2 separate regions of the Mus musculus genome follow, and region 2 is linked to region 1. The links are chromatin loops, found by intact Hi-C in ENCODE. Cell type or tissue: left cerebral cortex. All regions are shown on one strand. Each heading gives the region's core, and the rest is flanking DNA. Links, peaks and the distances in the headings are about the cores only. Region 1 holds the start of Gm30092 (predicted gene, 30092). Region 2 has its middle 510 kb from the start of Mmp16.

Region 1 (12,761 bases), core at 1,659-9,658:
GATAACTTTTTAAATTGGGTTTGAAAGGATGATATTTGATTTTGTTGAAGAAAGATAATATTCTAATTCTGTACACAAATTATTTTTTAAAAAGTTCATTATAACACCCCATAACTTGTTTATTAATTAAGCGTGATATAAAAATTGCTGGAGATGAGAGATGATATTTTGATTTTATGGAAGTTAACATAAACCAAAGGGATAGTACGGTAAAAAAACAAAAAAACAAACAAACAAAAACAAAACAAAACAAATCTACAGTAATATCTGTTGAAGTAGCAGGTCATCTTAATTCTAAATCTGTGTAGGAATATTTGCCAAATCAACAAAGAAGAGATATAATAACATGCATTTTGCTTTTCAAAGTTAAGTTGGGGCTAATATTATTAGATACGAAATACGAAATAATCTTTTTTAGCATTTTCTAATCAGTTTCCAGAGTGATAGAATAGACAATACTAAATTTGTTTCCGAGATGTTTTCTATAATCTCAAGCTTTCTTCTTTTTTGAGAGCCTGTTCACTAGATTATCACTGTTTCTCATCTCTAAGGATTGTTTGCATAAAGTAGATATGGAGGAGAATCTTCTACACAGACAATAAAATATATACAGTAAACACAATTATAAAAGTTGGGGTAATAAGTCTCTCTCAAGAGCCATAGTCTAACAAAATCCCCAATGCAAGACATGGGAAACAATTCAAAGTGTTGCTTAGAGTCTCTCTCTCTCTCTCTCTCTGTATATATATATATATATATATATGACTTTTGCCCTTAATTGTTCCAGAAATTGAAAGCAATTTTTATTACTGAAGAAATCCCATCCTAAAAATATTGGAATTATAAGAATAAAGCTGAATCTGATTAGTTGGTGCCTCCCTGAGCACTTACTTTCATACTGCAGGAAGTTTCTAGGAAAGCTTCTAAGCGAGGAAAACAATCAATATTGCAACCCATGTATAAATCCTAAAAATCTCAGTATTGACCAGCATTCAAGACCTTTTTCCTTCTTCCTTCTTCCTTCTTCCTTCTTCCTTCTTCCCTCTTCCCTCTTCCCTCTTCCCTCTTCCCTCTTCCCTCTTCCCTCTTCCCTCTGCCTCTGCCTCTGCCTCTTCCTCTTCTTCTTTTTCTTTTTCTTTTTCTTTTTCTTGAGATGAAGACAAATTTCAGAGCTATAATTGGTAAAATGAAAAGCACAGCTGACAATGGTACTCCCAGCCCCGATTGAGACATTTGTAACACAACATTTATACCTAAGGCTCAGGGAACATTATGGGAGGGGGAATCTAGGATATCAATATATTTAATCCAAATAGTGTTTTCAATACATGACAAGGAAACAGCATCCATAAATTCTTGACAATATTGCCAAAACAAGAACAGAACAATGACAACATCAGGTGACAAATCCACATGGATGGGGGAATATCTCACAGGGCACCATTCCCAGATGAAAACTATGGCCAGTGATGTGAACAAGTGTGATTGTGTTCACCTGTTTTCCTTTCCCTTCGGGTGGTGAGAAAAGACATCATGGATTTGATACTGAAACAGGCGGTATAGTAAGATTTTCTCATTAAAAATGTGATGTCTACATAATAATGCTAATTAAATGTTGAACAGTACTAGAACCTTTGCTGCACCTAATTTACAGGAGTCAAATTAGTATATTATTGAAAATATAATTGTTGTGGGCATCCATGCACTTTTAGCTGGTGGTGGTACTTTTTGGTGCGACTACCACCCTTCATGATGAAATGTTTGTTGGTCTGGTGTTTGCATATGTCTTGTCCATGCTATCATAATTGCTGAGTTCATATATATAACTCCCCAGTTGCATCAAAAGAAAAAAAAAAAAACACAGTTTCCTTGAAAAGCTATCTAGTACAGTCTTTATATCTCCTCTTCAGAGAAGATGCCTGAGCTATGGTGGGAGTTGTATGTTCTGTGACTTTCTCTTTCCATGTGGATTTTTAACTCTTTCAAGGTTATGGTTGACATTCACCTTTTTCAGGTCATCTGCTTTATTGGTTTTTGTACATGGGTGATTGTTCACTATCACAAACTTAGCACTCTAAGTAACAAAAGTTTTACTGTAGGTAAGAGATCAGTGTGTCTCACTAAAGAAGTTTTAGTAACTGTTTCTCCCCAGCCCTCGTCAGAGGTGTTCTTCCTCTTTCAAGATGTTAGTGGAATCCATTCCCATGTAGTAGAATTGAGCAGTCCACTGCTTAGCGACTATCACCTTAGTGGTACTCTTGAGAGGTCCCCAAGTTCCTTGTACAGAGCCTTGAAATGTCAACAGCATAAATGAAGGCTAATGTAGCACTCACACTGACATCTTTATTTCTCAGGAGTACTCATTATTAATGTTTCATGGGGTTAGAATGAAGCCACTCTTGAACCCAAGGAAAACTTTCCATTTTTAAACTTCATTTCTTAATCTCAGATTCAAAGTATCTTTTCCCTTTACAGGCAATATACAGCTCAGGGATATCTTTGAGGGAATGTTATCACTTTCTCCAAATACATTTGCCTCAACACCAAGTCATTTAAAATATCATCCTATTCTATTATCAAGTCAGAATTTGGTATGTCATTACCTGAAATTCTCCTCATTATTTCACCTAAATTAAGACTAGGTGGACTGTGAGCTACATCTCTCAGTCCATGGGACTTTATATGTGAAGAAGCAATTCTATTCTTTCTAAAGTAGAGATGACATTTTAAAGCTTAATATAACATCAATAGCAATTTTAGATGTGAATGGAGAAAATGGAAGGAAGATGGGTTTATGGTCTCAAGAAATTCTAAATGACAGAGGAATCAATTCCATTCAGGATTAATGACCAGAAAATAATTTTATGTGACTAGTAGCTGTGCCCTTTGGACTTTTAGATCCATGTTCAGAGTCATTTTTGATATATTTTGGAAGATGTCATGTATTAAGTAAAATTCTTATCATCTTTGTTCTCACTTACAGAATTTTCAGTTCTGAGAGCTTTATTTCATTTCACACTCTGTGATCTTTTCTATCACACTCTGCAGTGCTCCAGGTGACCAAGCATTCTTAAGAACCTTGTAGGATTTATTTCCATGTTACGTCTTTACAAGTCAACATTTTGATCCATAGAGTTTGTGGTAGAAAAATCTATTACCTATTGTTGGCTTCTGAGGGATTGGAGAGAGCATCTTTTTAAGCCTCCCAGATGTTTTCTTGTTTAATTGAAGGGATCTGTGAGTCAGACTCTCAATCCTTTCATAATTCTTTGTATTATGGCTTATCTAATGATTTGATTCAAGGACCTAGCACACTGTTGAAAACACAAATCCGCATATACTTCAAGACACATTCTGTAAACCTCTTATCATTTGATCTTCAATCCCTTTGCCTTTTGGATAATTTGAATAACTCTCCACTCCCTGTGTCATATTTTGTTTTGCTTCAGCAGTCATGGCAGTCTTTTGCTGTTGTCCTTGTCCATTTTAAGGGGCAAGAAAAAATCAGGCCATGCCTTTAATATGGGTTTTCAAAACTCCTCAATTTTTTCTGAGACAGTGTATTGGTTAATACTACAATGTGATCATGAACTTGGAATCCTCTTACGTTAACCTCTCAAGGACTTAGATGACAGATATATACCATCAATCTAGCTTAAGATCTTATTAACACTTTTAATTGAACATCTACATTTCCCCATAAACTGAATACATACTCTGGTTATATGTCACAAAATTCTTTCAATCCTGAGCAGATATCATTGCTTAAGAGACACTTGTTAAACAGTTTAAATTAAATAAATTGATTTTAAATAATTTATTCAAATTCTCCACTTTCTGTTGGTGATCATAACAGGCATACACAGCATCATAAGATAGTTTAGTGATGATTTTTCAAACTGGAAAGGTAACTGTAAAATCTTAAGTTGAAGCTATAGCCCAGGTAGACATTATTATTTTCTTCACCTAAAGCAAATATATATTGAAATTCTCATTATTTTTCTAAAAGCATCTAGATGTTTCCTTAAAAAGCATGTAAATGATAAGACCACGAAGGTACTTGCAGTATAATGACTGCTAGCTTTCTAAATACTTAATTTGATGTTTCTTCATAGAATTCTAAAAGAATTACATGTTCAGAAGACCGTAAATAAATAAAAATAAAAATACCATCATCAGTTTCTTATTCATCACAGCATAAAGCTTTGGAGGAAATCTTGTGAAAAGCAATTATGCCATTTTCATGGTCTAACTTCTCAAAGAAGTATCATCCAGTAAATTCTTTAATACATAGGAATTTTATCTCTAAACTATAACGACAAGCATAAATGTACTTGAGTGCTGAGGACAAAAATCACCTAAATATTTCTTCATTTCTCTAGACTACTGAAATACTGAAGCTTTTGACAGATACATGTGACAGGAGTGAGGAGAATGGCTGGGGGGATGTAGTAAGAGCACTTAAGATTTACAATTAATACAAACAGACCTGCATTCCCATTTAAAAAATGTTTCCTTCATATAAGATTATTTAATGCAAATACCTTCTAAAGATGAAATTATGACAGACAGGCTTCATTTCATAAAATTTACCTTACAGATAAAGACTTAACAGATAAAGATATTCTTGTTGAAGTAAAACATGAGAAAGGGTCCAATTTTAGTAACATCCTATCTTTTGTAAGCAATTACATTAACATCATAAAAACTACAAGATTACCATGTCATATTTACTTTTAAGACCAATGGGGCTGTAGAGAACGGTTAGGAATTAAGAACAAATACTGATCTGTGAGAGGACCTCAGTTCTTTTCTCAGCACTTACCTTGGGTGTCTCAGCCTATAATTCCAGGTCTAGGAGAGGCAAAGCTCCCGGATCTCATATATGCACATATGGACACATAGACACACAAATACATAAAGAGTTTTTAAAGGAACAGTATTATAGTTATTGGGACATGAGGATTTATCACATGTCTGAAATTATAATTTTTATGTAAAGTAATTATCAGACTCTTGGCTAAATTATCATAACATGCATTAACCAGGTGTGTTTAAACTAAAATGGATCATATAATTTTTATATTATCACTTCCAATTAATCAATTAAGTTAATGATATATTGTGATTATAAATACAGAAGCATAGAGTATGTTTATAATGAATAAATTATATACAATATATTCTGAATACAAAAGGAATGGATAAAATAATATGAAACTAACAAATAAAAAACTTATGGTAGGAGAACACAAGGATTTAACCTTTCCTTTGAAATAGTCAAATGTGAAGACTTACAACAGAATAGCTACATTAGAAGGCTTCTTTTCCTGCTGCTGAATATGTTTCTCAGTTCAGAGGGGGTGGCATTACATCCTACATCATCGCTTTACTGCAATCTGCTCCTGACAGGACCATCCATCTGTTTAGCCTGAACAACCCTGCGGTTGCTTATGTGCTTATTCACAGATGTAAGTAGGAGGTTGACTACAGGTTTTCTGACTTATACTCGAATCTAAGCTAATGTGACACATTTGGAAGCATAGCTGCACATGTTCTTGTTTAATTGGGAATTTTCTCCTTTGACTTTCAGAATAGCATAGAAGCAAAGACTGTGCTAAACAGACCTAGATTCTGAGCAGATCACATTCTTCTTGAAGAAAGCTGGAAATATGATAAGAAGGGAAGGACTCTCAAGAAGCAAGGGGTTTCTCTGAAAGTGGTGAGCAGCTGGCATCTTTTATACATTTTCTGAATAGATTTGGCAGGAGGTCAAAATCTGGAGAAGAGTCTGTGGGTTCAATATGGTCCGTGAATGGCTCTGAATTATACAACAGGTTTAGTAATTACAACCTTATTCTTTCCATGAGATGTGATAGACATTTTTAACATTCCCATAATACTCTAGCTGTATTTATATGATAGCTTTGGACCCTTAAATTATTTTACTAAACAGAATAGTGTTTATTGTCTGGCTTATGATTGGGAGTCTTGGTGGATGAGCATAGCTCATATGTTGTACTGCATTAATCCTTCCAGATTGAATTAAGACAACCATTTTACTATGTTGGGCAGTGTGCAATGTTTGACAAAATCAAACCAAACCAAACACGTGTCAAGCTTTTCAAGACTCTGAAGCTATGGAACAGCACTCAGCATGATTTATGATGGTACATTTTGTGCTTGAAATTATTTTGACTGTTGAAGGTAATTGCTTTACAAGGAAAACCTTGCTTCCTCCTTTCTCAGAACATTTAGAGTTGAGGCATATCACCCTGCTACAGCTTTGTTCATGCTAAGTTCTTTGAACCTTCTTTATTTTTAACTATTTAACTAGTGAAGTGTCCAGCTCCAGTGTTACTATAGAAATATGCTGTTGATCCTCCCAGTCAACATGAGTGACTAAGCTCAGCTTTGGTTTCACGGGGCTGAGTCTATTGGTTGTTAACATGCTTTACAGTTTGAATTGAGTAGTAGTTGTGTGTGTAGATTTCCTAAAAGATTCTATTAACATATATCTATGTGTATGAGTATTCCCTAATAAAATATAGGAAGGAATTCAGAATCTTAATAAGTGCTTACTGGGAAGAATTTTGGGAATTTCTGAAATAAATGCAATTGTCGGTTAAGCTATTATATAATTATCTCTGGAGATCTCAGTTTTAAATCAAGAGGCATTTTTAGAATTGTATAATATTTTATATTTTCTGCTCCATCATGTTTGGCTGCAAGGATCTCCCTCTGTATTTGTAAGGATCTGGCAGGACCTCTCAGGAGACAGCCATATCAGGATCCTTTCAGCATGTACTTCTTGGCATCCACAACAGTGTCTGGGGTTGGTAACCTTATATGGGATGAATCCCTAGGTGGGATATGGGATACTTATAAGAGAAGGTAAAAAAAATTATGATAAACATTGTGATGGTTTGTATATTCTTGGACTAGGGAGTGGTGCCAATTGGATGTGTGGCCTTGTTGGAATAGGTCTGACCTGGTTGGAGTAGGTATGTCACTGTGGGTGTGGGCTTAATACTCTCACTCTAGGTGCCTGGAAGTCAGTCTTCTACTATCAGCCATGGAGCTTGTTGGGTGCAAATGAGTTTACTATTCAATTTAGTATGTTTAATAGCCTGTATATTTTTAGTCCTAAATTGCATTGAATTATCCTTAATTTTAACAACTCCAACCCAGACTATGGATTCAATATTTATTTTATTTTATTATATATATATATATATATATATATATATACACACACACACACACACATATATATGTATACGTGTGTGTGTGTGTGTGTGTTTGTGTGTGTGTGTGTGTGTGTGCTTGGTTTATGTATGTTTGTAAGGGAGTACTCCAGTGTCCATGAGTGTGTTCACATACGTGTGCCTACGCTGTGAAGGCAAGAGGTTAATAATGGCTATCAACCTTGATATCTCTCCAACTTATTTTTTAAGAAAGTGCTCCTGATTGAACCACTAACCCATTGTTGCCAAGGGTTAATTGGAAAACTAACTCTAGAGAATCCTCCTATCTTTTCCAGGGCCTTGACTACAAAGGTCATGTACATTTGTGCTGAAGATAAGGCCTAAAATCTTCATGCTTGCATAGCAGTTATTTTACTAGCTGAATCATTGATACAGCTCTGAACACTATTTCTTTTTTTTTTTTGTAATTTTTACTTTATTAGATATTTTCTTTATTTACATTTCAAATGCTATCCCGAAAGTTCCCTATAACCTCCCCACACCCTCTGCCCTGCTCCCCTGCCCACCCACTCCCACTTCTTGGCCCTGGTGTTCCCCTGTACTGGGGCATATAAAGTTTGTAAGACCTATGGGCCTCTCTTCCCAATGATGGCTGACTAGGCCATCTTCTGCTACATATGCAGCTAGAGACATGAACTCTGTGGGTACTAGTTAGTTCATATTGTTGTTCCACCTATAGGGTTGCAGACGACTACAGCTCCTTGGGTACTTTCTATATCTCCTCCATTGGGGTCCCTGTGTTCCATCCTATAGATGACTGTGAGCATCCACTTCATTGCTGGTGGGATTGCAAACTTGTATAACCACTCTGGAAGTCAGTCTGGCAGTTCCTCAGTTCTGGCATATACCCAGAAGATGTTCCTACTGGTAATAAGGACACATGCTCCACTATGTTCATAGAAGCCTTATTTATAATAGCCTGAACACCATTTCTTATTCAAAAGAAAAAAAATTAGAAAACAATATTAAATGCATAAATTGCACATTTTGATTTCTGTTTAAGTCAGAATATAACCTCTAGTTAATATGTTCTATTGCAGGATTTCATGTAATTATTTTAATAATCCTAGATTCTAAAAGCATTATCCTAAATTCTAATACTAATATTCAAATCCTAAAATTGTCATAATCTCATGGTTCCTTCTCTTACAACTGCCTCTCAACATCATTCTGCCATTTAGATACACACTTTGGTACAACATCTGACTACTCTATAGATGATGTTTATTTAATTTTTTAATTTTTATTTATTTTCTTCACCCTTTCCTTTTATTTAAAATAGTTTCTTTTACACATCCTGATTATAGTTTCTCTTTCCTCTAGACTTATCTGTTCCCCCACAGCTTCTCTTCCCTCTAAACACACCCCTTAATGTCTCTCATTAGAAAAGAGCAGCCAGAGAGTATGGTGAAGAGGTAAAACTGTGGTCTGGATATAATTTATGAGAGAAAAATGAAAAGAAAGAGACTTCTTTTTTTTTTTATTTTTTTTTATTTTTTTATTTTTTTTTCCATTTTTTATTAGGTATTTAGCTCATTTACATTTCCAATGCTATACCAAAAGTCCCCCTTACCCACCCACCCCCACTCCCCTACCCACCCACTCCCCCCCTTTGGCCCTGGCGTTCCCCTGTACCGGGGCACACAAAGTCTGCGTGTCCAATGGGCCTCTCTTTCCAGTGATGGCCGACTAGGCCATCTTTTGATACATATGCAGCTAGAGTCAAGAGCTCAGGGGTACTGGTTAGTTCATAATGTTGTTCCACCTATAGGGTTGAAGATCCCTTTAGCTCCTTGGGTACTTTCTCTAGCTCCTCCATTGGGAGCCCTGTGATCCATCCATTAGCTGACTGTGAGCATCCACTTCTGTGTTTGCTAGGCCCCGGCATAGTCTCACAAGAGACAGCTACATCTGGGTCCTTTCGATAAAATCTTGCTAGTATATGCAATGGTGTCAGCGTTTGGATGCTGATTATGGGGTGGATCCCTGGATATGGCAGTCTCTACATGGTCCATCCTTTCATCTCAGCTCCAAACTTTGTTTCTGTAACTCCTTCCATGGGTGTTTTGTTCCCACTTCTAAGGAGGGGCATAGTGTCCACACTTCAGTCTTCATTTGTCTTGAGTTTCATGTGTTTAGGAAATTGTATCTTATATCGTCGGTATCCTAGGTTTTGGGCTAGTATCCACTTATCAGTGAGTACATATTGTGTGAGTTCCTTTGTGATTGTGTTACCTCACTCAGGATGATGCTCTCCAGGTCCATCCATTTGGCTAGGAATTTCATAAATTCATTCTTTTTAATAGCTGAGTAGTACTCCATTGTGTAGATGTACCACATTTTCTGTATCCATTCCTCTGTTGAGGGGCATCTGGGTTCTTTCCAGTTTCTGGCTATTATAAATAAGGCTGCTATGAACATAGTGGAGCATGTGTCCTTCTTACCAGTTGGGGCTTCTTCTGGATATATGCCCAGGAGAGGTATTGCTGGATCCTCCGGTAGTACTATGTCCAATTTTCTGAGGAACCGCCAGACTGATTTCCAGAGTGGTTGTACAAGCCTGCAATCCCACCAACAATGGAGGAGTGTTCCTCTTTCTCCACATCCTCGCCAGCATCTGCTGTCACCTGAATTTTTGATCTTAGCCATTCTCACTGGTGTGAGGTGGAATCTCAGGGTTGTTTTGATTTGCATTTCCCTGATGATTAAGGATGTTGAACATTTTTTCAGGTGCTTCTCTGCCATTCGGTATTCCTCAGGTGAGAATTCTTTGTTCAGTTCTGAGCCCCATTTTTTAAGGGGGTTATTTGATTTTCTGAGGTCCACCTTCTTGAGTTCTTTATATATGTTGGATATTAGTCCCCTATCTGATTTAGGATAGGTAAAGATCCTTTCCCAGTCTGTTGGTGGTCTTTTTGTCTTATAGACAGTGTCTTTTGCCTTGCAGAAACTTTGGAGTTTCATTAGGTCCCATTTGTCAATTCTCGATCTTACAGCACAAGCCATTGCTGTTCTGTTCAGGAATTTTTCCCCTGTGCCCATATCTTCAAGGCTTTTCCCCACTTTCTCCTCTATAAGTTTCAGTGTCTCTGGTTTTATGTGAAGTTCCTTGATCCACTTAGATTTGACCTTAGTACAAGGAGATAAGTATGGATCGATTCGCATTCTTCTACATGATAACAACCAGTTGTGCCAGCACCAATTGTTGAAAATGCTGTCTTTCTTCCACTGGATGGTTTTGGCTCCCTTGTCGAAGATCAAGTGACCATAGGTGTGTGGGTTCATTTCTGGGTCTTCAATTCTATTCCATTGGTCCACTTGTCTGTCTCTATACCAGTACCATGCAGTTTTTATCACAATTGCTCTGTAGTAAAGCTTTAGGTCAGGCATGGTGATTCCACCAGAGGTTCTTTTATCCTTGAGAAGTTCTATCAGACCTTCAAAGAAGATCTAACTCCAGTTCTGCACAAACTTTTTCACAAGATAGAAGTAGAAGGTATTCTACCCAACTCATTTTATGAAGCCACTATTACTCTGATACCTAAACCACAGAAAGATCCAACAAAGATAGAGAACTTCAGACCAATTTCTCTTATGAACATCGATGCAAAAATCCTTAATAAAATTCTCGCTAACCGAATCCAAGAACACATTAAAGCAATCATCCATCCTGACCAAGTAGGTTTTATTCCAGGGATGCAGGGATGGTTTAATATACGAAAATCCATCAATGTAATCCATTATATAAACAAACTCAAAGACAAAAACCACATGATCATCTCCTTAGATGCAGAAAAAGCATTTGACAAGATCCAACACCCATTCATGATAAAAGTTCTGGAAAGATCAGGAATTCAAGGCCAATACCTAAACATGATAAAAGCAATCTACAGCAAACCAGTAGCCAACATCAAAGTAAATGGAGAGAAGCTGGAAGCAATCCCACTAAAATCAGGGACTAGACAAGGCTGCCCACTTTCTCCCTACCTTTTCAACATAGTACTTGAAGTATTAGCCAGAGCAATTCGACAACAAAAGGAGATCAAGGGGATACAAATTGGAAAAGAGGAAGTCAAAATATCACTTTTTGCAGATGATATGATAGTATATATAAGTGACCCTAAAAATTCCAACAGAGAACTCCTAAACCTGATAAACAGCTTCGGTGAAGTAGCTGGATATAAAATTAACTCAAACAAGTCAATGGCCTTTCTCTACACAAAGAATAAACAGGCTGAGAAAGAAATCAGGGAAACAACACCCTTCTCAATAGCCACAAATAATATAAAATATCTCGGCGTGACTCTAACGAAGGAAGTGAAAGATCTGTATGATAAAAACTTCAAGTCCCTGAAGAAAGAAATTAAAGAAGATCTCAGAAGATGGAAAGATCTCCCATGCTCATGGATTGGCAGGACCAACATTGTAAAAATGGCTATCTTGCCAAAAGCAATCTACAGATTCAATGCAATCCCCATTAAAATTCCAACTCAATTCTTCAACGAATTAGAAGGAGCAATTTGCAAATTCATCTGGAATAACAAAAAACCGAGGATAGCAAGAAAGAGACTTCTATGGTGCAACAACCAACATGACAAAATAAAATAGAATATGATAAAGCAAAGATCACTATATTAAAATTGGACAAGGCAAACCAACAGAAGGAAGAGTTTTAAGGAAAGGCCTGTGTAGGTACCATGATAGCTTTTTCCATCTCGTTGAGTTAAGATGAGCCTTGCTTAGTTCATACACAGAGTCTTATTCTTCTGGCATCTTTCATCTCCATTAGCTCTTATACTCTTTTTGCTTCCTCTTCTTTGGGATTTCTTGAGTTCTGAGGGAAGGAATTTGATGGAAAAAAAATCCCATTTACACACTCATTCTCCATATCCCATCTGCAGACATCAAACTCCCACACTATTGCTGATGCCAAGAAGTGCTTGCTGACAGGAGCCTGGCATGTCTGTTCCCTAAGAGGTTCTACCAGCAAAGATGCAGATTCTCACAGCCAACCATGACTGAGCCCCGAGACACCTATGGAAGAGCAAGAGAAAGGACTTAAAGAGATGAAAGGTATTGCAACCCCAAGGAAGAACCATGTCAACTAAGTGCTCAGAGCTCCCAGGGACTAAGCCATCAACTAAAGACTATACATGGAGGTATCCATGACTCCAGGTACATATGTTTCAGAGGGTGACCCTAACTGACATCAATGGGATGGGCCCTTGGTCCTGTAGAAGCTTGATGGTCCAGCATTGGGGAATGTTATAGTGATGAGACAGAAGGGGGTGAGTGGGAAAAGGAGCACTTTCACAGAGGCAAAGGAAAGGGCGGGGGGAGTAGGGAACAGATGGGGAGGTCTGTGGAGAGGTAACTGGGAAGGGGGATATCATTAGAAAAGAAACAAATAAAATGATTAATAATAAAAAAAAATCTGACAGTAGGTTTCTGCATCTGTTCCCATTTTCTGCCAGAGGAAACCTTTCTGATAAT
Region 2 (12,761 bases), core at 2,966-10,965, 730 kb before region 1:
TTTCTACTGTGTTTTATTTTATAACTCAACATTTCTTTTTCAGAATTATATTTGATCTTTTTTAATTTCAAATTTATTGCTAAATATTTCCCATCTTTTTTTAAAATTTCTCTTCTAAATTATTGAATATTTCAATCTCTTTGATAACTTTCTTGTCTTACTCACGCATTTGTTTCTTTACTTCATTCATAGGCTTTGTGTGTGTGTGTGTTTTCCATTTGAGCACTTACCTTTTTTAAAGTGAGACTCTGAGATCTTTGTCTCATGTTTCAGATATTTCACTATGGTTGGTTTCCTGTTATAAAGAACTATGAGTTCATGGGAGTAGAGTGGTGGTTTCCTCCACTTGGTTTCTTCCTTGGTACAATTGTGTAGCCACAATTTAACATGCTTTCTCTAGAACTAATTTGTCTTTTTTCATACCTCTAGTGTTGGTTTGTTTTGCTTTATTTGTGTCTTCATAATAAGTTGAATTTGTCTGGATTTATATTTTCCATTATTATTCAGGAGAAAAGCTGACGACAATGGCAGGTATCATGCTTTGATACCAGACTCAGCGCTAACCAATAGTGACAGCGCATGTGTACTTGCTTTGTGCACATGCCAAGGTCTAGAGAAAGCTGCACTAAGGTTCATGATTGGCAAAAAGATAGTTTGGAGGGCATTTTGTTTTTGTTTTTGACAATAGCAGAAAATAGGTACAGAGAAGAAAAGGCAGCCATAAAAGATAATTTTGGAAAGATACAAACCACAACAAAGGAACTCAGAAATTTAAGTGTGATAACATAATAAAATTAGAAAACAAAAAGATGACATAAAAAAGTTACTTTAACCAGTCAATATCTCTTCCTACTTACATTATGAGCAGCCTATCTTCTTTGTAGTAGTCTCTGAAGATGAACAGAGGGCCACAAGCCTCAGTAACTGAGATAACTTAAACTTGTAGGTCTCTTTCTCTGAGATACATTTCAGAAGGTAGTCCTCCTTTTTCTGTCTGAACTTCACAGTATGAAATTCCCTGTCTGCCTGTTAAAACTTCCTCTTTGGAGTTTTGGGGACTATTCTTTCTGGTTCGTTTGTAGAGGAGGTTACTAGTTTGCCATCTTGCTGTAATTGCAGTCGCTCTAATTTTTTTTTTTTTAATGGTGTGAGTGTGTGTGTGTAAAATGTGTGCAGGTGTTGTGTGTTTGCTTTTATTTGTATATGAGAGAGTGTAAACTGAATATCATTCCAAAGAAGCCATGTGTGATATCAGAAAAAAAAAGTCCTAAGCTGCCTAAGACCAAAGTCGTTTTCAATGTGCTTGTCATAGAGACAGAAGTTCATATTCTTTGGTATAGAGCACTATTTCTTAAAGCTAGCACCAATCTTCAGAATATTTGGTTTTATTTAACTCCAGAAAGAAAGTGTTCCAAAGGAAATAACACGAATGCTATGCACTTCTTTCCTAACTCTACAGTCTCGACTACTGCCAGTCTTCGGACATCTACCATGTCAGATCCACTTAGGGAGCATTTCACAGAGTGTTACCTTGACCCAAGAAACCCACTTCCAAAGCAAAAATGACACAGGATGAAATTCTAAGGTAAACAATGATATGCTCTTGAGGCTATTGAAATGGATGTGACAGAGCTTAATCTGTTGCAAGGAAGAAAGAAAGGTAACTGGATGACAACACTGGAGGAAACAAGGGAAGAGATCACAAATGTATGCTGCCATAATTAGGTCATCTGTGCTGACTAGTTGCTGGTCATTAAAATTAGTTTCTAAACAACCACACACACACACACCATAGAAACTGCAACAATTACATGTCAGACTCAAGAACTAAGTATTTCCTCACATATAACTGGCAGGGAGAAGGGAGGAGAGCAGTTTCTATCCAAGCAGAGCTAACTAAACTCAGTAAGACAGAAGAGAAAATACTTTAGTCTATGGCTGTCTCAAATGCTTTGAAATCAAAGGACATGGCCCTTGACTAAAGGCCCTGCTAATTTCCTATTCACATCTATATATCCCCAAACTGGGTGCTTCTCCATAATTCTAAGGAAAATCTCTAGACACATTAACCACAAAGACTCTCAACCCTTTGACCCTGGAGAGAAGAAAGTCTTTCATTCTCTCTATTTTCACACAGCTATCCAATTATCTCCACAGCAGGAAGGGCAGCAGGAAGGACTGTTTCCTCTAGGGGAAATCTACCCCCATTCACAGGATGCAGTCAGATGTTTGGGTGAATATTTTTTTCCCTTTGGCATAGACAAGGCAATCTTAGTTATTTTTAATATATTTCCTACAATTTGTTTGTTCTGACTAAAATTATCCATGTGGTGGAAAGCAACTCGATAGTATAAATACTTGGATGAATAGATTCTCTAATCATTTAAGGAAAAATGTGCAGCTAAAGATAAACCAAATGTTATCATAGCTTGTATCTAATCTGTAACATCTCTGTTTGCAGTATTGGTCATACCTGAAAGATAGACATCTTACTTTCTTAAACCAAATTGATATATATTTTTAAAACCAAAATAATGCATTTCAAATATTTCTCATTTCTTGATCTTTAAATTCTACTTGGCCATAACGACCAATTTACTACAACTAAGTCCCTCTTTATGGCCATAAATATACTCATAAATATACTCTTTGCTTTAAAATATAGTTTTAAGGTGAAAATATTTTAGGGAATACCACAATGCTTAAAACTAATATGGTAGCACTCTACTACTTTAGAAACTTTTATTATATTGAAAAGGTAGAAATGATACTAATATAAGAAAAATCTAAGATATGAAACAATTTATATATCAAAATTTATTCCTCCAGTACAACTCATGAATCAAGTTGCATGTAACAAATACAAAATTAGAAAATTCATTACATCTCAGCATATCCATTACCTGTTTAGAATCAAATTTCCAGAAATGGTGTGGTGCCATCACTGATATTGCTTTGTTTCAAAGATATATAGAAAGCTGAAATTTTGCTATACCTTGACAAGTTAGACTCAGAAAAATATTTAAAATATATCTAAAGTATTCATAATCTTTAAAGGAATATGATTCCCAAATTAAGCAAAAAAATCTTTAGAATTTATGAGGGATGAAATACCACTTGAATGATATTAGAGAGAAGTTATGCAAATGGTTTTTATGGTTAAATTTTAACCATCCAAATATGCATATGAAGAAGCATCATTAAAGGCTTAGAAGTACTTAAAAATTTCTTCAGCCCAATTGAATATTTAGCTGCAAGTACTCTTTAAAAATTAATTAGCACTAGATACCAGATCTATCTCAATGTGACCCATTGGCAGTTGTATACCGTAGTATGTCAGCAGATCTCTGAGCTGTGTGTCCAGTTGATGCAGACAAGTTGAAGCAGCCTGATTTCCCTTCCACAGTTTCATTTATAGATAGCACCCAATAATCTTCATCTCATTCTATACCTTGCACTTTTAAGAGAGCGATTTCTACCCTGTAACCAAAAGATGGCTACATATGGTACTTCCCACAGACCAATAAGATATATGATATTTTTTTGTCTTATATACCCACAGTTCAAGAAGGAGGACACTGCATAGAACACAGGGCTATGGAGAATTGTTAACTTTAGACCTTGTACATGATCAACTTTACCCCTGAGCAATTTGTTTTGATTAAATCTAGTTGTCTAGAAAAACAACCCAAACTACTTGGTTTATTTGACTATATTCTTATTTGTCTGTGTAAATTAGTGTGCACTAGTTTCAGGAGGAAGCTTCTCTAATGTTGGCTGATCTGTGAATATAGCAGAATGTCACTAGGAGCCATTTTACTGCTACTTTTTTTTAAGAGAACAAGTGATATTTGGTTTTACCCTAGATTCCCATGCTATCCAAATAGTGGAACAATACTCAGCTGTTAAATAAATGACATAGTGAGATTTGTATCAAATGAATGGAACTAGAAAAAAAATCATCTTGAGTAGAGTATTATTGACTCAGAAAGATGCATATACTATGAATCTACTTAAATGAAATCTAGGAAGTCAAAGATTATAAGCTACAATCCTAGAAATACGATGTATGAATATTAGGGTAAGAGATAAGAATGAACAAATAGACCTCACTAAGAAAGAGAAGTAGAATAGAGAGCTACGTGTAGATTGGGGGTATGTGGAATGGAAGGATCAAGTAGGGAAGGGGGGAGGTGCAGGTAGTTTGGGAGGAAATATAGAGAGGGACAGCTAAAATTATGGGGCATTTAAAGAGGAAGTATGGAAAAGTAAAATAACAGATATGTAGTAAAATATATACACATAAAAATGACCTAAATGAAATTGCCATATAATGTGGGAGATAGAGCTCCAGCTGGACATCTCTTGTTCCCAAACAAACCTTCCAGTATGGACACTGGGTTGCGTCTAATTGATTTTTTCCAAAGGGATCTTCATGAGAAGTTTCAAACAATCCAGGCTGCTGTTAAGACTACAGACTGATCTCTATAAACTGCCAGGAAGACCCCCATTGGTGAGGACAACATCTAGAGAACTCATTGATTATGGAGATGTTGAGGTGGTGCCTGTACAGAATCTCTGCACATATGTTCAAGTGTCTTTGGTAAAGGAATGCGCACTGCATGTTTGCATAAGAGAACAATAAATACTAAATGGCCAATAAATCCTTTATCTACTGCAGTGTCCTGCCAGCAAGGTACACCGATGCTATGGTGGGAGAAATCTTGTGGAAATAAACCAATAACTTATTTGATTTAAGGCCTACTTCATGTCATGGAACCTATGCTTGACATGGTTTGTGTGGTGTAGTAAACACATTAATCCACCGATCAGTGGGTAATCAGATTGCTTTTATCTGCTGTCTGTTATGAAGAGTTCTGCAAGATTTCAATTATTGTCTCATAACTTAGGATTTTTTTTTCACTTTCGTGACTAATGTTCATACTCTTTTCAGTAATGAGCATACTAATTTACAACCCTGAATGAGCATTCCCCCTTCTGCATATGTTCATCAGCATTCATTTTGGTTTTTATTTTATGTTTTTTTAAATGTTTTATAATAGACACTCTTACAGAGTAAGGTAAAATTTCATGGTTTTGATTTGCAATTCTCTGTTGATTGATGCTATTCAACATTTTTTTCAGACATCTGTTGGCCACTTATATGTTCTATTTTGAGAAACACCTAATTTGTCCATTAAGAATGATTTATTAATTTTATTAATGTTTAGTGTGTGGAATTTCTGGTTATAAAATGGCGATTTCTTTATACTTGAAAATTTTAAGAGAAAATATCTGAGGTATTTCTATGACTTTTAAAAGCTTAACTCTATGATGAAATGTATATGGTAATTATTTTTACATTATTTCACAATGGTGTTTGTCACAATCAAACGTATTAAACTACATGTGAGCAATATTGAAATAAAATACTAAATATAAAGAGGTTTCTGATAGTCCCATAATCAATTTCTTAATAACTTGCATATATGCTTATTGTACTTGATCAGTACTTTTGGTGGCCATGTTCATTTTTCCTTTTACTAATGCTTTATTTAAAGACATTGTTTTCATGTTTTATTTTCTCAAATTCTGCCTTTCAGGATTTTAACTCTCCTTTTTCTCCATCTTCTAATTTAACAGAAGAGTTACAGTTACTTAAGTGATATTGCTATCTACCAAGGATATTCTTTAATTAGGCATGTTTATTAATAAAATCATGATAAAAGATAAAATTAAAAAATTAACTAAAGCAGTGATAAGCATGGAGGTATTTCTCCTGTGCATATTATTTCTCTGCATTATTTCAATATGATTGATTTATTTTTATTTTAAATTGACTTTTATTAGTTTAATTTTTCCTGTAGAAATCACATATCTCTACTCTGTAGCACAAAATCTCAATTGTGAGCTAAATTATTTTAAAATATACACTTCCTACTCAATGGTATAACTCTCTTGATGTATTGTCTAAGCATTTGTACCATTTTAATTATTGGATTTTTGTTAGCCTCATACGTCAATACAAGGGACATCAATAAACAGAGATAAGAACTATTTTTGGAGTCAACACAGATGCTTGCACTTGAACCAGATGCCTGGCCTTCCCTTACTCCATTTCTCACCCACATCAGTCTTCGGTACACACAGGCATTCCCAAAAGAACAAGCACAAAAGGACAATTATCACATTTCAATACCACATTCCTCCTCACTTTGCATATAGCTTCTACACATATAAAAGAGTCTCATGCCCACATGCCATATGTTAAGCAAGCCTTGCCTGCAGAGTTTGGTATGCTTGATGGAACTCAAAGATGTGCATTTATTTAGATTTGCCTACTTGTATGGGCCAATAGAGTTCCTTGGGATTTCCCCTGTACAGCTATTTCCTATGTTAAGGATTACTTCCTCTGACACACCTTAAAACTCAATTGTAGACGGTATCTTTTGTTATTCTCAGCCCCTTATCTGTGTAGAAAGCAGTTACCACCATGATTTCAACCTCAAAATGTTGGCTTCTTATCTATTTCTCTGAGCTGTTCCATCCTCAGGCTCAAGAACGGATTTATTCTGGTTCAGTGATATTATCTTCCCTTCCTCAAGCCATCTCACATCCTCTGCACCATCTGTTCACGGCATATCTTCACTATAGCATTTGCTATCCAGAGAAAAGTATTCAGCTAGAATTATTTCTCTTTTGATAAGTGCATAACTTCAAAGCAACTTACAAATATTGTTTTATGTTCAAGATGATTACTTCTTATAAACTCCCATGTTAATGCAGTAAAATAATGAACTACCACCCCAGCCCACCCCCCTTTTAAGGTCAACTCTATGTTTACAATGGCAACCATTAGTTCTGTGCTCTGTCTATATTTGCTTTCCTACACTTTCCAAAATTTAATAATTTCAAGCAGTCACTCAAAACATTTGTGATAGAATAGTGTCCTTGTTTATTGAATTTGTAAGGAGAGGAAGAGAAAACAGATTTGATTTGATAAAGTAGACAAATATGTAGAACTGCCATGGTAGTGTTTTTTTTTTAATTGGATAATTTATTTATTTACATTTCTAATGTTATCCCCTTTCTTGATTTCCCCTATGCAAACCCTCTATCCCATCCTCCCTTACCCTTCTTCTATGTGGGTGCTTCCCCATCCACCTACCCACTCTACCTCACTGCCCTAGCATTCCTCTACATTGGGGCATCAAGCAGTCAGAGGACCAAGATGCCAAATAAAGCCCCTCCAGCCCTTCCCCTAACTCCTCCATTGGAGTCCCTGTGCTCAGTCCTATGGTTGATGAGAGCATTCACATCTGTATTTGTCAGGATCTGGCAAAGCTTCTCAGGAGACAGCTGTATCAGGCTCCTGTCAGCATGCATATAGTGGCATCTGCAATAGTGTCAGGGTTTGGTGTCTACAAGTGGAATGGGTTTTTGATAGTAGCCACTCTGACTGGTGTGAGGTGGAATCTCAGGGTCATTTTGATTCTCATTTCCCTGATGACTAAGGCTATTGAACATTTCTTTAGCCATTCAAGTTTCCTCAGTTGAGAATTCTCTGTTTAGCTCTGTACCCCATTTTAATAGAGTTAACTGTTTTTCTGTAGTCTAACTTCTTGAATTCTTTGTATATTTTGGATATTAGCTCTCTATTGAATGCAGGATTGGTTAATGATCTTTTTCCAATCTGTGGGTTGCTGTTTTGTCCTATTGAAAGTGTACTTTGCCTTACAGAAGCTTTGCAATTTTATGAGGTCTTATTTGCCAATTCTTAATCTTAGAGCGTAAGTCATTGGTATTATATCTGCGGCGAATATATTCCCACGACTGAAAGCATTATGAGTTTAATGTTATGTATGTACATTCAGAATCCAAATGGCAGGAGAAACCTTTGCCCACCATTTTTACACAATAACTATGAGGCACAGATATATTTTCAAGTAAAATTAATGTTTAAGACACATGTTTTAGCTTCAGTGCAGTAGCTGGATATAAAATTAACTCAAACAAATCAATGGCTTTTCTCTACACAAGGGAGAAATGGACTGTAAAAGAAATTAAGGAAACAGCACCCTTCACAATAGTCACAAATAATATAAAATACCTTGGTGTGACTCTAGCTAAGGAAGTGAAAGATCTGTATGATAAAAACTTCAAGTCTCAAAGAAAGAAATAAAGGAGATTCCAGAAAATAGAAAGATCTCCCATGCTCATGGATTGGTAGGATGAATATAAAAAATGGCTATCCTGCCAAAAGCAATCTACAGATTCAATGCAATTCCCATCAAAATTCCAACTCAATTCTTCACTGAGATAGAAAGGGCAATTTACAAACCCATCTGGAATAATAAAAAACCTAGGATAGCAAAAACTATTCTCAACAATAAAAGAACTTCTGGTGGAATCACCATGCCTGACATTAAGCTGTACTACAGAACAACTGTGATAAAAACTCCATGGTACTGGTACAGTGACAGACAGGTAGCTCAATGGAATAGAATTGAAGACCCAGAAATGAACCCACACACCTATGGTCACTTGATCTTTGACAAGGGAGCTAAAACTATCCAGTGGAAAAAAGACAGCATTTTCAACAAACAATGCTGGCACAACTGGCGGTTATCATATAGGAGAATGGGAATTGATCCATTCTTATCTTCTTGTACAGAGCTCAAGTGTAAATGGATCAAGGAACTCCACATAAAACCAGAGACACTGAAATTAATAAAGGAGAAAGTGGGGAGAAGCCTCGAAGATATGGGCACAGGGGAAAAATTCCTAAACAGAACAGCAATGGCTTGTGCTGTAAGATCAAGAATTGACAAATGGGACCTCATAAAATTGCAAAGCTTCTGTAAGGCAAAAAACACTGTCAATAAGACAAAAAGGCCACCAACAGATTGGGAAAGGATTTTTACCGATCCTAAATCTGATAGGGGACTAATATCCAATATATTCACAGAGCTCAAGAAGCTGGACTCCAGAAATTGAAATAACCCCATTAAAAATGGGGTACAGAGCTAAACAAAGAATTCTCAACTGAGGAATACTAAAAGGCTGAGAAGCATCTGAAAAAATTAATAGAAATTAATAGAGGATTAATAAGGTTCAACATCCTTAATCATCAGCAAAATCAAAACAACTTTGAGATTCCACCTCACACCAGTCAGAATGGCTAAGATCAAAAATTCAGGTGACAGCAGATGCTGGCAAGGATGTGGAGTAAGAGGAACACTCCTCCATTGCTGGTCATATTGAAAGCTTGTACAACCACTCTGGAAGTCAATTTGGAGATTCCTCAGAAAATTGGACATAATACTACCGGAAGATCCAGCAATACCTCTCGTGGGCATATATACCCAGAGAAGTTCCAACTGGTAATAGTCAACGAACCAACAAACAAAAACTAACTGGTAATAAGAACACATGCCCCACTATGTTCATAGCAGCCTTATTTATAATAGTCAGAAGCTGGAAAAAAATCCTGATGTCCCTCAACAAAAGAATGAATACAGAAAATGTGGTACATTTATACAATGGAGTACTACTCAGCTATTAAAAACAATGAATTTATGAAATTCTTGGAAAAATGGATGTATCTGGAGGATATCATCCTTAGTGGGGTAACCCAATCACAAAAGAACTCACATGATATGTACTCACTGATAAGTGGATATTAGCCCAGAAACATAGAACACCCAAGATACAATTTGCAAAACACTAGAAAATCAAGAAGAGGGAATACCAATGGGTGGATACTTCATTCCTCCTTAGAATAGGGAACAAAATACCCATGAAAGGAGTTACAGAGACAAAGTTTGGAGCTAAGAGGAAAGGCTGGACTATCCAGTGACTACCCCACCCAGGGATCCATCACATAATCAGCCGCCAAACCCAGACAATATTGCATATGCCAGCAAAATTTTGATGATGGGACCTTGGTATAGCTGTCTCATATGAGGCTATGCCAGTGCCTGGCAAATACAGAAGTGGATGCTCACAGTCATCTATAAGATGGAACACAGGGCCCCCCAATGGAGAAGCTAGAGAAAGCGCCCAAGGAGCTGAAGAGGTTTGCAACCCTATAGGTGGAACAACAGTATGAACTAACCAGTATCCCCAGAGCTCGCATCTCTAGCTGCATATGTATCAGAAGATGGCCTAGTCAGCCATCACTGGGAAGAGAGGCCCCTTGGTATTTCAAACTTTATATGTCCCAGTCCAGGGGAATGCCAGGGTCAAGAAGCAGGAGTAGGTGTGTAGGGGAGCAGGGTGGGCGGGAGGCCCCTACAATTCTTTATCCCATTTCCCTTGCCTACAATAGGATCCTCCTCTTCCCTCCCCCATGGGCATCCCTCTTCCCTGATGCCTTAAGTCACTCAAAGATTAGGAACATCTCCCACTGATGCGAAACCAGTTAGTTCTCTGCTATACATATGCCAGGGACCTTGCATCAACCATTTTGTGCTGCCTGTTTGGTGCCTCAGTGTCTGGAAGCTGTTAGGATTCCTGGTTAGTTGAGACTTCTGGTATTCCTATGGGGTTGCCATTCCCTTCATCTTCTTCAATACTCCCCCTAATTCCTCCACAGAGGTTTCTGACTTCAGTCCAATGATTGTGTGTAAGTATTTGCATCTGTCACAGTCAGCTGCTTGTAGGGCATCTTAGAGGACAACCATGATAGTCTCCTGTATGCAAACACATCATAGCAACTGTAATAGTGTCAGGCCTTGATACCTTCCCCATCTCCTATTAGATGGATTCCAAGTTGTGCTGGTCATTGGAACAACTTTCCTTCTGTCTCTTCTGCTTTTTTTTTTTTTCCTGCAGTTCTTTTAGACATGAACAATTCTTGGTCAGAAATACTGACTGTGGGTTTGTGACCCCCATCTCTCCACTTGAGGCCCTGTTTTTCTACTGGAGGTTAATTCTAGGATTTCTTTCTCTCCACTATTGAGCATTTTGGCTAAGGCGACCTTCACTGAGTCCTGAGAGTCTCTTATCTCCCAAGTCTCTGGTATTTTCTAGAGGGTTCTCCAACCTCCCACTCCCAGACACTGCATAATTCCATTTATTCTCCTAGACCTTTGGGCTTCTCTCTTGCCTCCCCCATACCTAATCTTGTTCCACTTTCAATGCCCCCTCCCCTCTCTCAGGCAGGTCCCTCCTTCCCTCTCTCTTCTTGATTATTTTATTCTCCCTCTCAAGTGGGACTAAAGTATTTTCACTTCTTCTGCCTTCCTGTTTGTTAAACTTCTTTTCATCTATGGTTTGTATCCTGGGTGTTTTTTAATATTCAAATAAATTAACTATACTAACAAATTTACATTATCTGTATACTCTGCATAGTAAAGTGTTAGATGTTGAATCATATGTTTAATCATAGTGCAGATAAAATAACATTTTTCTAGATCATTGACAATATGATTTAAAGCTAAAATATTATTAGGGCTAGGCAGGCATATGGCTCAGTAGAAGAACACTTACTACTATATTCTAGAGCCTGGGTTTAAGTGTCAGCACTACAAACCCAAACAATAATGTTAATATATCATTAAAAACCATATTATATTACAATTATGTTTTGAAATCAACTCATAAAATTTGTTATATGATAGTATTCACTCAGTATTAAATTACATTAAATGATGAGAAATTATTACTTTGTATGTATTAAATAATACTCATTTTACAAATGAACATTATTTTACATCATTTATTTAATTTTCCAACAGTAAACATAAAGAGATGTCACTATTAAAAAAAATAACATTATGATCTTGAAAGCAGAAAATGCTAAAACAAATGTTTAAGACTATTAATTTTGATTTTCAAATTGCATCCTACTTTAGGGTTTCAAAATTGTATGGGGACCAAACTTACTGAACCAGAATCATCCCTGTTAGATCCTCTTCCTGAAACCATTTCCCCTGCCTACCAGTCTTCTGGGTGCACATCCGGCTCCCCTGAGTGAACTTCAGTCATGCTGAACTCCATTTTCTGGCTACCTCTCTAATTGACTCCCCCATCAATCCCCTTCCTATCCTGTCCCCAAGGGAACATCCAGCACATGGACACTTGAACCACCCACTGATTTCCATTGTGCAGTCCAAGGATACCCACCAGAGACCTGTCACACCAATATTTTCGAGGTTAGGCTCCTTTCCAAAACCTGCAGGAACAGAAACATCCAGGCATATAAGATATGATAGAAGAAATTGATACATCAGTCAAAGAAATATTAAATCTTAAAAAAAATTCCTGACACAAAACATCTAGGATATCTGGGATATCATGAGAAGACCTGGTCAAATTATAATAGGAATAGAAGGTGAAGAGTCTCAGCTCCAAGGACAAGAAACTCTCTTCAAAACTATCATAGAAGAAAGCTTTCCTAACTTAAAGAAATATATGGCTATAAACATACAAGAAGCTTGCAGAACACCAAATATATTGGACCATAAAAGAAAATCCTCATGACATATAATAATCAAAGCACTAAATCTACAGAACAATTAAAACAAGACAAATGCCAGGGCCAAGAAGTGGGAGTGGGTGGGCTGGGGAGTAGGGCAATGGGGGAGGGGATAGGGGATTTTTCAGAGGGGAAAGTAGGAAAGGGGATAACATTTGATATGTAAATAAAGAAAATATCTAATAAAAAATACACCAGTTCTGCTTTACAAAATAAAGTAAAATAAAATAAAATAAAATAAAATAAAATCTGTAGGGAAAAAGCCAGGTAACATAAAAAA

The links. Hi-C counts contacts between places; a loop is a spot of excess contacts. Peaks named below come from ENCODE experiments on the same cell type or tissue, not always from the same donor. Only the 100,000 strongest peaks of a DNase experiment are listed, where the experiment ranks them.
Region 2: a loop joins it to region 1, with 8 times the contacts of the local background. A loop is called at or near these places in 2 of 42 quality-filtered maps.

Annotation. Positions count from the first base shown.
Region 1 is chr4:17,629,022-17,641,782 of GRCm38, reverse strand. Gm30092 (predicted gene, 30092) reads left to right here and starts at 5,592. Exons shown (of 3, transcript NR_168595.1): 1 at 5,592-5,722. In left cerebral cortex, for the core only: no CTCF peak of the experiment used is centred there; DNase peaks (open chromatin) are centred at 5,457, 6,156 and 6,328; H3K27ac peaks cover 1,425 bases.
Region 2 is chr4:18,359,554-18,372,314 of GRCm38, reverse strand. No RefSeq gene overlaps it. Among named protein-coding and RNA genes, the nearest start is that of Mmp16, 510 kb to the right of the region's middle. In left cerebral cortex, for the core only: no CTCF peak of the experiment used is centred there; DNase peaks (open chromatin) are centred at 6,261, 6,571 and 7,253; H3K27ac peaks cover 2,259 bases.